2 separate regions of the Mus musculus genome follow, and region 1 is linked to region 2. A link is a loop called in an ENCODE intact Hi-C map of the cell type or tissue named here. Cell type or tissue: gastrocnemius. All regions are shown on one strand. Links, peaks and the distances in the headings refer to the core of each region. The heading gives the core; the rest is flanking DNA.

What was found. Hi-C counts contacts between places; a loop is a spot of excess contacts. Peaks named below come from ENCODE experiments on the same cell type or tissue, not always from the same donor. Only the 100,000 strongest peaks of a DNase experiment are listed, where the experiment ranks them.
Region 1: it touches region 2 in a loop (7-fold over the local background); 22 of 42 quality-filtered maps call a loop at or near these places.

What each region holds. Positions count from the first base shown.
Region 1 is chr8:61,512,625-61,520,968 of GRCm38, forward strand. Palld (palladin, cytoskeletal associated protein) reads right to left here. Exons shown (of 22, transcript NM_001293772.2): 19 at 3,911-4,118; 20 at 3,245-3,410; 21 at 2,579-2,712; 22 at 1-900. The coding sequence ends at 728. Among named protein-coding and RNA genes, the nearest start is that of Cbr4, 29 kb to the left of the region's middle. In gastrocnemius, for the core only: a CTCF peak has its summit at 3,740 (motif pointing left); DNase peaks (open chromatin) are centred at 2,621, 3,699, 4,000, 4,479 and 1 more place; H3K27ac peaks cover 209 bases.
Region 2 is chr8:61,038,166-61,046,509 of GRCm38, forward strand. It overlaps Nek1 (NIMA (never in mitosis gene a)-related expressed kinase 1), which reads left to right. Exons shown (of 33, transcript NM_175089.4): 12 at 5,068-5,127; 13 at 5,750-5,809; 14 at 5,895-5,942; 15 at 6,094-6,168. Among named protein-coding and RNA genes, the nearest start is that of Nek1, 49 kb to the left of the region's middle. In gastrocnemius, for the core only: a CTCF peak has its summit at 3,983 (motif pointing right); a DNase peak (open chromatin) is centred at 3,990.

The sequences.
Region 1 (8,344 bases), core at 47-8,046, 470 kb after region 2:
TTCCAAACCTGCCTCCCCCAAATGCCACATGCCTTGGTCATGGTTTGGATGCCTCTTGTGGAATGGACTGTAATAAATGTCTGCTTTCTCCAGAACCCTTTATTAACTTTAAGGTAATCTTTTATTCACCACAGATTGTAAGCAAGCTTCCTGATAAGATAACAGACAAGGAAAACTCCTGATATGAACAGAATTTAAGGCAAGGACTTCCCTCTTTCTGATGTAACATAAGCAGTTTGCAAAGACAAGGCATTCCCTCGGCTGTCTCCACCCTTCTCTTTCTCATCCCCCCCATAGCGCATGAGGTTCACTGGGCCATCTGTAGACGCTGTGCTTCAAAGTCATCGTATCTTTCCAACATTCACACTGCCATGCTATAGCACCTATAGCTTGTATTTAAAGGCACTTAAATAACATCAATTGTGGTTACCTTTGAACGGTTGGTTTCTTTTGGCATTTTGGCATTTCAGACCATTTTAATCACAGCAGTTCCAAAAGTCTTAACTTGGACAATAAATGTGAATTTTCTGTGCAATGTGTACATTTCTATAAGCATCACCTACTTAGACTCTCTATTAAGTAAGAAAAATATGATTTTGGTGTTTTGTTTTTTTTTTTTTTCAATTTCCTAAGTCAAAAGTATACTTCTGCCTTTCCCATAATGCGACAGAGGAGTAGGCTGGTGGAAGCGCTGGCGTTCAGTTTTCAGCTTCAACAAGGGCGCCCATCACAGGTCTTCACTTTCTACCAAGCCGCTGTTCAGAGTCAGGTGAGATGGGCTGGCTTCAGGTTGGAAAGCGGCTTTGATGTCTAGTCCCTGGTCCGAAAGTGCTGCGTAGCGACTGGCCGAGGGCCGTACTTTTTTTGGCTTGGTGGTCTGTGGCTGCTGGTGCCACTGGGCTACAAAGAAAGAGAGCAAATGAAGATTTTTTTAACAAAGATATACTTGGAAATCCCTTAGAGGCTTAAGTAAATGCAGACTGTCTTGTGGCCCTAATCTCAGCACTTGGGAGGCTGAGGCAGGAGATTACTGCAAGTTTGAGGGCAGCTCGGGTTGCATGGTGAGTTATAGGCCAGCCTGCAATGCAGAGCCATAACCTGCCTCTAAAACCAAAGAAGCACACACACAAAACTGTCTTTTGATATATAACAGGGACATACAATTGCTTAAAAACTTTATTTTTTATATATGTGAGTATTTTGCCTGCATGTAGGTATGTGCACTGAGAATGTTTCTGATGACTATGTGTGTGAATGTTTTGGTTGTGTATGTGTGTGTGTGTATGTGTGTGTGTGTATGTATGTATGTATATATATATATATATATATATATATGCACACTGAGTATATTCCTATTGCCTCTATGTGTGTGTATGTGTGTTTTGCCTATATGTATGTACACTGAGTATGTTCTTGGTGCCTGGGAAGCCAGGAGAAGGTACCAGATTACCCTGGTATTAGACAGCTAAGAGCTGCCATGTGGGAGCTGGGAACTGAGCCTGAGTCTTCTGCTAGACCAGGAAGTGCTCTTAACTGCTGGCTACCTCTACAGTGCCCCACAGATGGACTCTGGGTTTAAGAATGAACAACCATGGTAGAGATGTGGACAATGCGGAGGCACTTGTGCATTTTGCTTCCAGGTGTCCCAAGTCACTGTCTGTCTGTGCCTGTGGGACTGGGAAGCCAGGCAACACAGAAAGTTTTGTTCTTCTAGTATCTGCAGAGTGGAAAGTCTCAGAGCAATTGATAAGTTTCCTATATCTGACCTAGATTCCTTCCCTTTTTTTTTAAAAATAATAATCATAGTTAGGAAGTCTAGATAGATCTCAACATTAATAAACTGAAGAGAACCAGACATCTGAGAAAGTTTCAAAAGACTATTACTTTCTCAAGCAGAGGTAATTTTCTTGGAATTAAAAGAAATATTTTCTAGTGTTTTTATTTATTTATCTTTATATCAATGGGTCATATAATTCTGTTGTAGTCCTGAAATTGAGTTGGTAGGGTTTTTTTTTTTTTAATTTAGGATGCATGTATACAAACACACATACACACATTCAAGAGTCTACTGCCAAGAGCTGCTGAAGATATTTTAATGAGGAAAGCGCTTAGCTATGTAAGTCCACATTCCAGAATCAAGGTATAGCCATGTTAAAACTACCCCAAGACACGGAAAAAAATATGATTTGGGAGGAAATGGTTAGAGACAGTCACTTGCAGAATACACAAATAAGAAAATGTGAAAGATGCGGATGCCTTTATGTTAACCCCTACGATGCTGAAGTGAGAAAGGCGCAGCTGACCAGCCAGCCTAAGAAACCAACATGCACATCTCGCTAATCAATCAAAGACCCTGGAGATACTTGGGTGTTTGTTCTCCTGGAAGGGTTTCACTATTAATGTCGGGAAACTACAAACAGAAAGAGAAAGAGTAATATGAATTTTTTTTTGGCAAATAAAATCCTGGCATATTAACTTAGAAATGTAAAGCTTAGAGTAATGAGATATATCACTCTGCCATCTCATTCTTAACCATTCAGTGTGTGAAATGCACCGAGATGAAATGAGGCGCACTCACTGTAGACATCCAGCCGGGCAGTGCAGGACACAATGCCTGCTTCGTTCTTGGCGGACACAGTGTACCACCCAGCGTCTTCCTTTGTGGCTCCCTGGATGAGCAGGCAGATGTAGCCATGATTATCCTGGTGCATGCTGCGGAAAAAGATAAAGTCATTAGGGCTCTACATTTTTAAAAAGTGGCTTTGGACATGAAGCATCATTTTTAATTAGGTCATTAGAAACGGAATTGTGCGAGCAGCAGATAATAGGATCATACTTATTCTAGAGAGGCAGCTAGCCCCATTAAGTTAATGGGAGAGCAGAGCAGACCTCAAGAGGGCGAGTAAATCCATGCACTAATTCTTAAGGGAAGACCCGCCTTTACAAAACCACAGGCTGGGCCACCACCATGGGAGCAAACGAATCTATCTTTTCTTTCTGATATACACATTTCAAAAATGCAGCCAGGTTAAGTCAGAATCTGCTTTGTCACATCCCAAAATTGCTCTCTTCCAAAGCTTAAGCCTACATTTGGACGAAGTGTGGCTCTCGTCTTGCACATCACTGATGATAACGTACATGGCTTTTACGCTCACCGATTTGCATGCAGTATCTGATGCGTCGTTTCAGCTAGCACCGGGACTGTGCAAGTTCTGAGGTAGACGAAGCCACCGTGCAGTCTTACCTTACTCGCTCAGTGCTGTGAGTGAGCGATTCATTTTCTTTCTTCCAAAATATCTGAGGTGGCGGCACTCCCGAGACACGGCATTCCAGCCGCACTGGGTATCCATCAGCAACCCCCGTGTTCTGTAGCTTCTCCATAAACACAGGGGCCTTGTGTGCTTCCTTAGCTAAGGGAACACGAGAGGAATGATCTGTTAGTGGCATGCCAAAGGGTCACTGCGAGGAACTCGGGAGCTTTAGAAAGATGAAGTACTGTTTTCACGTCGGGTGGTAAGAGGTTAGCCCTCCCCTCAAGCAAAGGTCTGTACGCTTCATTCCACTCACGTTATTTCCTCAATTAATTCAAGACTGATAGGCCCACATAGTGCCCGGCCATCTGCTCCTCAGAATGCCTGCCTGACAGGCCTCAGAGATTCGGAGTCATTGCTAGCAGCTGCGAGAGCATTGCTCTAATTAAGTCAACAGGCTCGCACAGGCCTTACCTACTGCTGCCACCTAGTGGTGCCGAGTATTTCAGCACCAGGATTCCCTGGCTGCCACCTGAAATGCCTTTTTTTTTTTGAAGATTTAAAATTTGGAACTCATAAAGTCATTACTTGACCACAGAATTCATTTCTTTGCCCACTAACTTGTTTCAGCAGTGAGAAAGAAATCACAGGCCACCTACCAGCAACCACAAGCTCCAGGTTAAACGAGTTCTGTCCTGCTCTGTTGGTGGCAATACATGTGTAGATGCCGGCGTCCCGGGACGTGACTGGCTCTATAATGAGGGAGTGGACCCCATTCTCACGGACCAGCATCTTGTGAGCACTGTCGGGGCGTATGGGCTTTCCATCTAGTTGCCAGCTGAGATCTGGGGTTGGTAACCCACTGACCTACACCAGAAAGGAGACACACATGAACTTCTCCAGTAGTAAAACCATCAAATCACCAAGAGTTACGGATCCAGAGTCAGTTCGTCCTCCGGTAGCACAAACAATGGCTTTTCCATGTTACTCTCTTGTTTAAAACCTTCCCGTGGTTCCCATGAGCACTGAGAGATACACTTCTAAACATCTTTTCTAGAACAATTCGGAGGTAAGTAAAACGGGGATTAAAACATATTTCTGTCATCTTCTTACCTCACCTAAGACTATAAACATTCCCAGGTGATGATGGCACCGAGCTCTGAGCTCTTTGGAAACACGGGAGGTGCAGCCTTTATAACAGTAACACTCAGCTGGAAAGCTTCCCACCAAGGACTGGCCATCACCATGGAGATGCATGTGACACAGACCTATTATTATTTTATAATCTTTGAAAGTGAATAACCAGAGCAATTTGAAATTGCCCAGAAAGTCAGACAAATTAGCATCACAATGGAGACATCCTGAAAACCTTAAGAGCTTGGCAGTTGTGTTGAACAGAGAGCAGGCCAAAGCATTCAATGGCTAGTCCCCCTTGCATTGTTAAAGGGAGGGGCAGTGGCCATCTGCTGGCTTTGTATAGGGCTGCCCTTGACTTTAGGATAGAAGAGAAGTGAGGAAGAGTTGATATTCCTCCTTCCTCCTACTCTACTAGTGGGAAATGATGTATTCTGCTACCCAAAGACTATTGGATCATAAAACAATCATAAAACTATTGGATTATGAAACGGTTCCTTTGAAACACTAGCCTTGTCTAAATCAGCCAGAGAACCCGTACAGTTCCTCCTGCCCCATGGTAAGTACTCATTCCTGCTACCAACAAGGTGTCTCGGACACATGTAGTCACATCTGGAGAATGTAAGGGGAAAAAGCGCAATTACGTCATGGGTTAAAGGGGTGGGGTTTCGAAAGAGCAGTAGTTAGGAAGTGGTTTCTCCTCATGTACCCTCTCCCCGTGGGAAGACACTAGAAGTGGTACAGAAATATCAGAGTAGATAGATAGTTATGACTGGGCTCCAGGTCCTGGGGAGCTTATAGTTTGTTCCCATTTTTCTGGGTTTGATAATGGACAAGCAGGATTTGTGGCCCTAGGGCAGGAAGGTGTTGACCGGGTCCTTTCAAAACAGGAAGTTTGCAGAGGAGCAGTTCCAGGGGGCGACGTTACTCAAGCAGAGTGAGCATGCCCTGTTCTCGTCATTGTCACTGCAGCTCTCCCAGTGAGTCAGAGAGCAGAGCATAGCACAATATGGTATCAGGAACTAAAGGTCACCACAGGTCGGCCACAGTCTGAGCAGTTGGTCCTCTTGATCCATGTGCAGACGCAGAGAGAAGAGCACACTTGTTATCTATCATGAAGCGTTCCCACCGAGCAGGCTTACAGCTGAGTGAAGGATAGAGCCTGTGAATGTACTGCAGGGGCTGTGGCGGGAGGGGCTCCATTCGGTGTTTGACTTATTATGACTTTTTCCTCTTTCAAATCTTAAATACACGGAAATTTTCCTTCGAAGTAGGTAGCAGTGTGGCATGTCTGTTCATATGGCTGGACACCTGTGTCCTTTCTTTCCTTCCTTCTTGTGGCCTAGGCTGGTGTCGAATTATTACGTAGCCAAGAATGCTGTTGACCTTGTGATCCTCCCATTTCTGCCTAACGCAGTGCCAGGATTACGGACTTGTGCCACCATTCCTGCTGACTTCCATATTTTCTCTATCCAGGTCATATCGTTATAGTGAATTCAACTAGTGATTATTTTAACTCTCAATATCCTTTTAATGGCAGAGGTGAAAGGATGTCTATGTTGCTGCTTAGAGCAATAGATAGTTATCAGAGCGCTACATATCAGCATATCGGCCACACCCACTCTTGCTACCTGCTTTTGTTTTAAGATCAGACTTGCTCTAATTGTACTCCTATGGGATGCAGTGTACATTAAAAAAATTACACATTTTCCTTAGTTTCTTTCCTTTCCTTGTTTTTCTGAAACAGGGCCCGTCTGTGTAATGCTAACTGGCTTATGTTTCCCTGTGTGTAATCAGGCTGGCCTGGGTCCCTGCCATCTGAGGGCTGGGAGTAAGGGTTTGTGCACCACACCTGGCCTATAATTCTGTTTTTAAAACTGCAGTTAATAACAACCTCGGGATAGCATCATCTTCTTTGTTGACTGGATATGCCATCCTATACATTATATCTGTGAATTAACTTAACACTTAAAGTGTTCATTTAGAAGATGGGCAAGCCAAAACTTTAGTTTGTATATTTTGCATCCGTGATGCCCTAGACCATGCACAACACACATCGTGGAATGATGACAATGAGCCATGCGGCACGTCCATGCTCTCGGGTGCTTATCTGTTCTCTCTCTCTCTCTCTCTCTCTCTCTCTCTCTCTCTCTCTCTCTCTCTTCTTATTTTGGTGCAGCAGGAACATTTACAACCTCCTGTCAGTCGCTGTCATGTGTTTGATGGCTCGGTAATAACCAGCATGCTCAACAATGGATTTCCTGAATGAATACTGGTCTCCTGATGACTGGCATTCCCAGCTGTGATTGACAGTTTCCCAATCCTGCTCTGCCAGCCCTCAGTAAGAATTCTTTAAGCCCCCCACCGCAAGGTCCTTTAGATGCTACAGGAAGTAGCATCTTTAACAGTGTCCACCAGGAACACTGCACTTTCACAAATGATGGAATTTCTTCTTTCAGTATACATTACATATGTATATTTTAAAGATATTGGAGCAGAGACTGAAGATAAGACCATCCAGAGACTGCCCCATCTGGGGATCCATCCCATATACAACCACCAAACCCAGACACTATTGTGGATGATAACAAAAGCTTGCTGACAGGAGCCTGATATAGCTGTCTCCTGAGAGGTTCTGCCAGTGCCTGACAAATACAGAAGTGGATGCTCACAGTCATTCATTGGACTGAGCACAGGGTCCCCAATGGAGGATCTAGAGAATGGACCGAAGGAGCTGAAGGGGTCTGCGGTCCCATAGGAGGAACAACAATATGAACTAACCAGTAGCCCCAGAGCTCCCAGGGACTAAACCACCAATCAAAGAGTACACATGGTGGAACTCATGGCTCAAGATGCATATGTATCAGAGGATGGCCTTGTTGGTTATCAATGGGAGGAGAGGCCTTTGGTCATGTGAAGGTTCTATGCCCCAGTGTAGCGGAATGCCAGGGCCAGGAAGCAGGAGTGGGTGGGTGACGGGGAGGAGAAAGGGGATAATATTTGAAACGTAAACAAAGAAAATATATAATAAAAAAACCAAGTGATAAAATGTAATTAAAAAGCAAAGAACTCAGAAAAAAAAAAAGGTCTGTTTATCTGTTGCAGAACACTTAAATTGAATCGGATTAAACAAATTAAATCACGGACACTGTAAGTGATAAGAATGCAGACCTCTGTGATGAGTGATTGCATTTCCTGTGGATCTATATCCAGCTGGATCATATGGTAGTTTCAGCATATGAATTCCTGTGTGCGGTGTTTGTGTGCATGTGTGTGCTCATGTGGGTAGAAGACAGAGGTCTATAGTTCTGCACCTCATTTTTAAGATAGGGTGGCTTACTGAACAAAGAGCTCACTGGTTGGCTACCCTGCATGGGTGAGCTCTAGGGGTTATCTGTGTCTACCTACCCTACCAGTAGTGTGTTATAGAGCACCAGCTTTCTATGTGGGTGTTGGAGAAATCTGAATTCAAGCTCTCATGTGTGAGCAGCAGACAAAGTACTGGCTCACTTATCTTACCAAGCCCCCAAAAAGCGAATGCTAAATTTATTTATTTATTTGTGTAAGGGTCATGCTATTGACCTGCCTGCATTTCATGCTATTGACCACTGGTTGTCTTGCATTTCAGGACAGTTTGTGACAGAGCCATGCTATGTTTGTTTGTGACAGGCTCATTTTTTGGTTGTCCTGGAACTCATTATATAAACCAGGCTAGCCTCAACCTCAGAGATCCACCTGCTTCTACCTTTTGACTTTTCGGATCAAAGGCATGAGCCACAACCACTCCTCCATATATTAATTCTTGATGAAAAATAAAGTAAATGCATTGATATTCAACTTGTGTTTTATTCTGTAAGATGTACTACATTAGTAATTATTTTCTTTTCTGTATGTTCTTAGAAGTCCAAATTTATTTTAAAAAAGAAAGAATAAGCAAATAAATTTGATTGCTTCAAAGT
Region 2 (8,344 bases), core at 133-8,132:
GTTCTCTCTCTGCCTCAAGGTTATGCACCAAGATGTGAGCTCTCTGTTGTTTCTGCACTCTACTCTGTCCATGCCATTGTGGACTCACACCCTCTGAAACCATTACCCAAATTAGACACTTTCTAAGATGCCCTGTTCATGGTGTTTTATCACACTAATAGAAAAGAATAATAAAAGATAACTAAAGACAATATCTGTATTCACAATTCACTTTGTGATTATACCGTATCAATAATAGCCACCTCTTTCCCACATTTGTAATCTATGTTGGGAATCTACTGTGCTTTGTTTGTCTCCACATTATTATCAAATGCTTGTTTGTTTAGTAATAGTGTTTCTCCTATCTCTGTGTATAAACCTCAGGAGTATGAAGGTTTTATTATATTGGTCACCAAAAATTGCCACTGAAAATATATTCTGACCTGTAATAAGCTTTCTATACATATTTATTGAATAAGTGAATAAATGAGTGGTAACTTAGGCATCACGTCACTTTGAGACCTTAGTTTTTTCAAAGAACTGATATCCAACATCTTAGTGAAACTCATGTTAGAAAAATCATCTTCTCTTTATTTGTACTTTTAGTAAGATTTTGTTTTTACTTTTATGTGTATGATTGTTTTGCCTGCATGTACGTTTGTGCACTGCTGCATTTGCAGTGCCCATGAAAACCAGAAGACTGCATTGGATCTCCTGAGACTAGAATTACAAATGGTTGTGAGCCACCATGTGGGTGATGGGACTTGAAAGAAGGTCCTATGGAAGAGCATCAAATGTGCTCTTAACTACTGGGCTGTCTCTCCTGTCCTTCCTATCATTTGTAGCAAGTTCATGAGTACTGAGAAACAACTGGAGACAAAATGATAATAGTAGACTTCCTTAATCACACCAGAGAATGTTATGATAAAATCAATCATAAAAAAAATTCTCATTATTTATTTATTTATTTGTTTATTTATTTATTTATTAGTTAGTTAGAAAAGACCCATAGCTTGCTAGGATCATTAGTAGCTAAACACACTAAAACTTAATAAAATCTCTTTAACTTCCTATTATAATCTAAAAATTGAAATTATTAGATTAGAAACAGGCTCTTGGAAGTAAAAATGTATATACTAGATCCATGTCCAAAGTACTGCTGTGTAAATTCCGTGCTCGCACTTAGGTGATGTGGAACTCTCAGGATTCCACCTTTTCCTGCTCCTAGATTCAGCATAGCAGCTAAGTGGGCCTCTCACCAGTTACTGACCATGCCCTGTAAGCACGTTGTCCTCTCTTTTGTTTGATCTGTTCCCTCCCCTCCTTTTGAGTGTTTTTTTTTGCCTTTTGTAGGCCCAAGTCCCTTCAGTATCGCACTGTTTTCTTATAAGCCCTTGCCGGGTAAAATACTTATGTTCTCATCGCTTATCATTTAACTATGGAAACAATAAAATCCCTTGAGGGAACAAAAACCTACAGGAGCCACTTGTTTACGATGAGTGCTCTAGCTTTACCTTCTAGATTAACAAATAGGATGCTGGCATCATAGCCAAGGACACTGTCACATTGGCAGCAGTGGCATTTATGTTTAAAGTTTCCCAGTGATCAAAGGGATAGAAATGTTATAAATATGCTAATACTCTTTACCACAGACCTTTTTCATTTTTTTCCTCATGGTCTTCTGCCCCTGCCAATGGACAATAGGACAAATCTCCTTATCAGAACTTCTTCAGGACCTTATGTATATTCTTCTAATGCCATGTTTATTAGAATGTCATCTTTTGGGCAGTTTTATACATGTTTGCACAAAATGGCAAGTTTCTCAGTTTTTTTAAATGAATAAACGATTGAATGAATTAAATTCCTATTAGGAAAGCAATCCCCTTTATTTTCTAACTATACTAAATAGGATGAAAGGACAAATAAAACCCCTACTTTTAGGCACAACTAAACCAGTGTTCTTTGAGATGTTCCTTCGTGGGTATGGTATATAATGTATGTGTGTATGTGCTGTGTATAATATATGTGTGTATGTGGTAGCCAGCCATCAACTTCAGGTACCTTCTGTCCCTCTACACTTTATTTCTTGAGACAGGGTCTCTCAGGAAGCCAGAAACTCACTATTTTGACTAGGTTACTGGCCCACAGCTTCTAAGGTTACGGATAAACATCAGAAAGCCTGGCTTTTGTGTGGATAATGATTTAGAGTAAGTATTTCAGCATCTAGTAATAAATAAAAAACAACTTTTGAAATAGATTCTTTGCATACATAGATAATTTGGGTGATAACAACTTGGTTTCTTGTGAAGCACATTGGTATTTGAAGTTATTTTAATATAATCATGTCATTTTTTTCCATGAAGTATTTGGATAAATCTGAAATTGACTTACTGTGCTTTTGACAACTTTGAAAAATAAAAGAAGGGAGAAACACATTTTCAGTATCCAAACAATGCCTTTCTTTAAGCAAATTCTATGTATTTCACTTGTTGTCATCAAAATTGCATTATAGTCTATTGCTATGAAATCAGTTAAGTTGACTTCACTGCTACAAATATGCTTTTAAAAAATTTTATGTTCCATACCAAAATTTCTTTACAAACATGTTTCATTTTTTATAGATTTTTAAAAAAATATTAATTAAAAGTAAATTTATTTCATAGATATTTTCAAGACCTATTTATTCCAAATAGTATTTACACATGCAACCTATGTTTAACAGTTGTAATATAGACATGCATAGCTTGTCTGATTTCTTGGGGATAAAACTCATATTGGCCATGGGTAAAAGAGGGCAGACATACTTGTGTCTTTAAATCAATAAGAAATACACACTTGTGTGAACCTGTAGAAATAGACTTGTTTTACCTCTTGGCCACACACTAGTCTGTAAAAAAGAAGGAAATGGGGGCTGAATTAATAATATGGTAAAGGTCCCTTATTGACCAGGACTGAAACCATGTGGTTTTTTGTATAGCTGATGGACTCAAATAAAGTGTTTTTATTAATGCTTCCTTCATTTTCAGTTAGTATTCCATGTACACAAGCTGCATGCAGTGGAAATTTTGTATTCCTAGTACTAATATTCAGAATAATAGATTCCACCTGTCATAACCTGAGTGATGGAGAAACTGGCTCAGATGATAAAGGCTACCTACTGGCTTTGGGGTTTTAGGCAAGGTTATCACTTTTTAAATTGTTTTTTGGTTCTGTTATTTTTGGGACCGGGTCTTTCTGTGTAATAGCCTTGGCTGTCCTAGAACTCACCTTGTAGACCAGCCTTGCCTGGAACTCATAGAAATCTTCTTGCCTCTGTCTCCCAGGTGTTGGGACTAAAGGCATGTGCCACCAAGTCCACCACTTTCTGAATTTTTTTAAGCAAATAAGCCTGATTTTTCTAAGCCAACCCATTGAAAACTAAATAGTAACCAACACTTGAGATGTGCCATAACTTGTTTGTAAAAGATGTAACCTAACACAAATTCACTGTACAACAGAGACTATTTGCTTGATGACACAGAACATACACTTGCAGTGGTAAAAAGGATTTTATTCTGTATATTTTACTACAACAAAAGAGAATCGAAGTAAAGTTATGAAAATTTTAAAGAATTATAGAAACAAAACATAGCAACCAAATAGATAGGAAACCTGTCAAGCGTCATACCACAGATATAGACTGAGGAAGCAGCAAGTTTTGCGGTATTTTAGTTTTCTGAAGCAGGCTTCCACAGCCTCCTCATCTCCCAGAACCCTTGCTCTTTCTTTCTTCCTGAAGAGCTGAGGTGGTGTCAGCTAGTAGCACACTGCCTGACTGGGAGATAGTAAGTGCCTATTGCTCACTTTTCTTGAATGATTCCTTTTTAAATTAGTTTTCTTAAAAAAGGCCACTTCCCTGAAAAACTATGAAACATCTTTTATATTGAGATTTGCAGTAGTTTATGGGAGGTTGGCATATTTTCACTGGAGGTGCAGGCATTTCTTTAAGGCTGCTGACACTAAGCCACCAGAGGGAGCTGCAGGAGCATGTGTTAGCAGTGGGCTCACTTTCATTTGTTTTTGTTTTGTAGGTGACAGAAACCAGAACAATTTCCTTAGTATGGTATTTCTGTGTATCTCTTCAGTGTAGAAATAGCATTCTGAAAGTAATCAGATGATCTCAGAGGGCCAGCTTGGCATTTTATCCCATAAATACTCTCTATGTAAGACAATAGAGAAGATCAAATAATTTATAACCCATCGATAATATGCAGCCATCTTGAACACCTTCTTCTTGGGCTAGTCGACTCACGACAAAGTCTGACAACCTGAATTTGATTGCTGCTGGAGGAGGGGAGTCACTTTTCTTTGGGTGTGTGCCCTTAATATGTTGCTGGTGATTCATTGGCTAGACCCCCCCCCACACACACATGGGCATATATGGGTTATTAGACTCAGTTATAAAAACAAAAAAGAGAGGAAATTGAAATAGGTATGTGTGTTGATGGGGACCCAGGAGGAATTGGTGGGGAGAGATAAGAAAGAATGTACATGGCTCAAAATCATGTTGGGGCTTGGTGATACAAAAAGTGTTAGAGGTGAGAATTTGGGAGTATACATGATAAAAATGTACTGAATACATGTTAAAAATTTAAATATTGAATAAAATAATTATATATATATAATTATATATTGGTTTTTCAAGACAGTGTTTCTCTGTGTAGCCCTGGCTGTCCTGGAACTCACTCTGTAGACCAGGCTGGCCTCGAACTCAGAAATCCACCTGCCTCTGCCTCCTGAGTGCTGGGATTAAAAGTGTACACCACCACTAAATTGTTTTTAAATAAATCATTAAATATTTTAAAAATATGTTGTGAAAACAAAACTAGTTTGATGATAAGGAGCCCATTTTCATGATTTCTTTGAGGGTCATATTCCAGTTTCTTTAGTGAAAGGCATATCAAAAGGTAGTACAACAAATTTTGAAACATTTATGACCGTATTGGCTTTAACTTTTCCTACTTTAAACTTCCACAAATTTGTAATTTCCAAATGAGTGTCTTGCCTAATTTATCTAATTCGTAGCTTTATTTTATTTTATTTGTCCAGGCCCATCAAATTCCCGTGAAGAAAATGAATTCTGGAGAAGAAAGGAAGAAAATGTCTGAGGTATAAAGACACATGTGTGTTTATTTTAAAGCTTTTCAAAATAGTTCTTAAGACAACAGCAAACCCACTAATGTTATAGAGCAGTGCTTCTCAACCTAATTGCTTTGACCCTTTAATACAGTTCCTCATGTTGTGGTGACGCCCAACCATAAAATTATTTTCACTGCTACTTTCTTACTGTAATTTTGCTACTGTTATGAACCGTAACGTAATATCTGATATGTGACCCCTGTGAAAATGTCATTTTATCTTCCCAGGGGTCACGACCCATAGGTTGAGAATCACTGTTACAGAGCCTCTAACCCTTTCCACCTTGTTTCTTTCAAATATTTACAATATCTTGCTTTCTTCATTTCACATCTCCTTATTTCTTTTGGTGTCACTCTCGTGTTGATATATTTTCTTGATGAAAATATAAAAAGTAGAGATTATTAATAGAGCTGGGCAGTAGTGGCGCACATCTTTAATTTCAGCCCTCTGGATGCAGAGTCCAGCAGACCTCAGTCTGACGCCAGCCTGTTCTACAAAGCAAGTTCAGGACAATCAAGGCTACACAGAAAAACCCTGTCTTTAAAAAAATATATATGTATATATTGATATAAATATTCTCCTTTTGTTTAAGGAAGCAGCAAAAAAAAGAAGGTTGGAATTTATTGAGAAAGAAAAGAAGCAAAAGGATCAGGTAGTTGTTTGCCTTGTGTTTCTCCCTTTGCCTGGCTGTAGGGGATAAGAACCGGGTTCTGAGAAAATGTCTGAAACTGTTACAGATTAGGTTCCTGAAGGCTGAGCAGATGAAGCGGCAAGAGAAGCAGCGGGTAAGAGATGTCTCCACAGTGCATCTGCCCCTCCCCACACGTGCCTTATTTAAGGAAGCACACTGACTTGTATGTTATTGCTAAATGTATTCTATATGTTTTATATTAAGTAGTTGAAATGGTATTTTGTTTATTTTTCTTTCCCCAAAAGTTGGAGAGGATAAATAGGGCCAGGGAACAAGGATGGAGGAATGTTTTAAGGGCTGGTGGAAGCGGTGAAGTAAAGGTAGGCATTTGATCCCAATCGAGTAAACTGTTGTTTGTCTACAGTCTCCTCTTCTGTAAAATGTGTATGACTTTCTTCATGTACCAATAACATTTATCTAGAATTCTGTAGCATTTATTATGCTTTATTCCTTATCTGTGTATATTTAATATGTAATGTAATAATAAACAATAATTCGTGTGTGACATTTATAAAATCGGTTAAAACTTTCATGTGGTGGCTGTAATACAGATTTTACCCCCAAGGGAATTTCACAAATCAAATACAAAATCAAATATGCTCATTAGAACTTTTCACATAACCTTGAAAATTAATTCTCAGAAGATTTCCTTAACTGGCCACTGCTAGACTCTCCAGGATAGCTGTCCCCACCTCTATGGTGCTCTTCTGCCCCACTTCTGCTGAGCAGCAGGACTGACTTCCTAAGTGTGTGCACTGCACCTGCTGATTCTCCTGTCTTCCACTTACTCTCCTTTCTCCATTGCCAGCTCCCCTCTTTGTCCACTGCCTCTCTGCCTCCATTCTTTTACCTGGATAGCCAGTCACCTCAACAGCCATTTACCTAGTTTCTTTGGTTCACATGTTCCCTTTAGGCAAATGTGACTCTGGAACCTTGGAGAACTTAACTGTTTTGAGTTTATTTTCAAAGCCCAGAGCTTCCCTGCTTTCTCAGAAATGTCTTCAGCCATCCTTGTTCTGTCAGCTGCCTTCTCCCCCTTTGCTTTCAGAAGTACAGGCCTGTATTCGATACTCATAAGCTTAATCCTGAACCAGTCCCAGGGATTCCCTTCCCTAGGATGTGCACCCTGCGTTCCCTCCCCTTGGGTTCTGAGTAGAACTTGCTGATGGTAGCTCCTGTTACTAGATTACATTATGTGATAAAGGGGCACTCCCGTGATTACACTGACAGAGCGACTCCTTTATAGGAGACTGGAAAGGGAAAAGAAGCGTAGGAACATGTGTCTGCTGACCTGGACGGTAGCCACCAGCATGGATGTGGCAAGAAAGCATAGCTGGCTTCTGGATTATAACTGATCTCTAGCCAGTAACTAAGGAGAAACGACTCTCCTAGAGCCAGAGAGCTCTGAGATGCTGAGCCTCAGATATGAATGTAGCCCCCTCTGACTTAGAGCTTAATATACCTACCTAAATCATATACCTGCCTAAACCAGGGAATTAGATAATAAACCGATATTGTTTTAAGCTGCTTAGTTTGGAGTGAGTTTTTGCACAGCTGTAGGAACGGATGCATATCCTTTGTACTGTCATTTTTCTCTTGACAGTGAGCCAGCTGTTGCTCAGCTTGCAGTTAAACTGTCAATTCACATGTCTGTTGCTCGCACTAGCCTCTCAGTGTTGAAGTAGACAAGAGGTGGTTTTCAAAATGGACTGCTAACCATTCTTGTTTCTTCTCTCAGAGTTATGATGTGGACAAAAGTATGTTTTGTTTCTTTCACCTGTATGTATAGATATGCATATATATACTGTCCTCAATTTGTGTTGTTTCCTGTCTTTCAAGATGTTTCAGAAATTCAATTCGAATCTTTTTTTACAAGTCAGTACTTAGGTAAACGTGATATAGCACTGTAAGTACTTCAATTTTATATGAGTAGTACTTATTACTTCCTGGTCAATAAGCAGTAACTCAGGATTTGGTGCATGGTTTTGCTTTTGTTTGTTGATTGGTTGCTTTTTCTTTTCTTTTTTTTTTAAGACAAAAATTTATCTATTTTATGAATGTGAGTATACTGTTTCTGTCTTCAGACACACCAGAAGAGGGCATTGGATTCTATTGCAGATGGTTGTGAGCCACCATGTGGCTGTTGAGAATTGAACTCAGGACCTCTGAAAGAGCAATCAGTGCTCTTAACCCCTGAGCCATCTATCTCTCCAGCCCCCAGTTTCTTAGCTTTTTAAGACAGACTTTCTCTCTGTTACTCTGACTATCTTGGAACTCTCTCTGTAGACCTTGGTGCCCTTGAACACAAAGAGATCTGACAGCCTCTACCTCCCAAGTGCTGGGATTAAAGGTGTGTGCTACCTGGCTGAATTTGGTCCATGGTTAAAAATTAGCTTATTCTGAATTGAACTGTAGGCCAGGACTCTTATCCAGCATTTGTGCCAAATTCACCAACACTATTGAGAATTTGCTGGTTGCTTCCTTACTCCTTTAAAA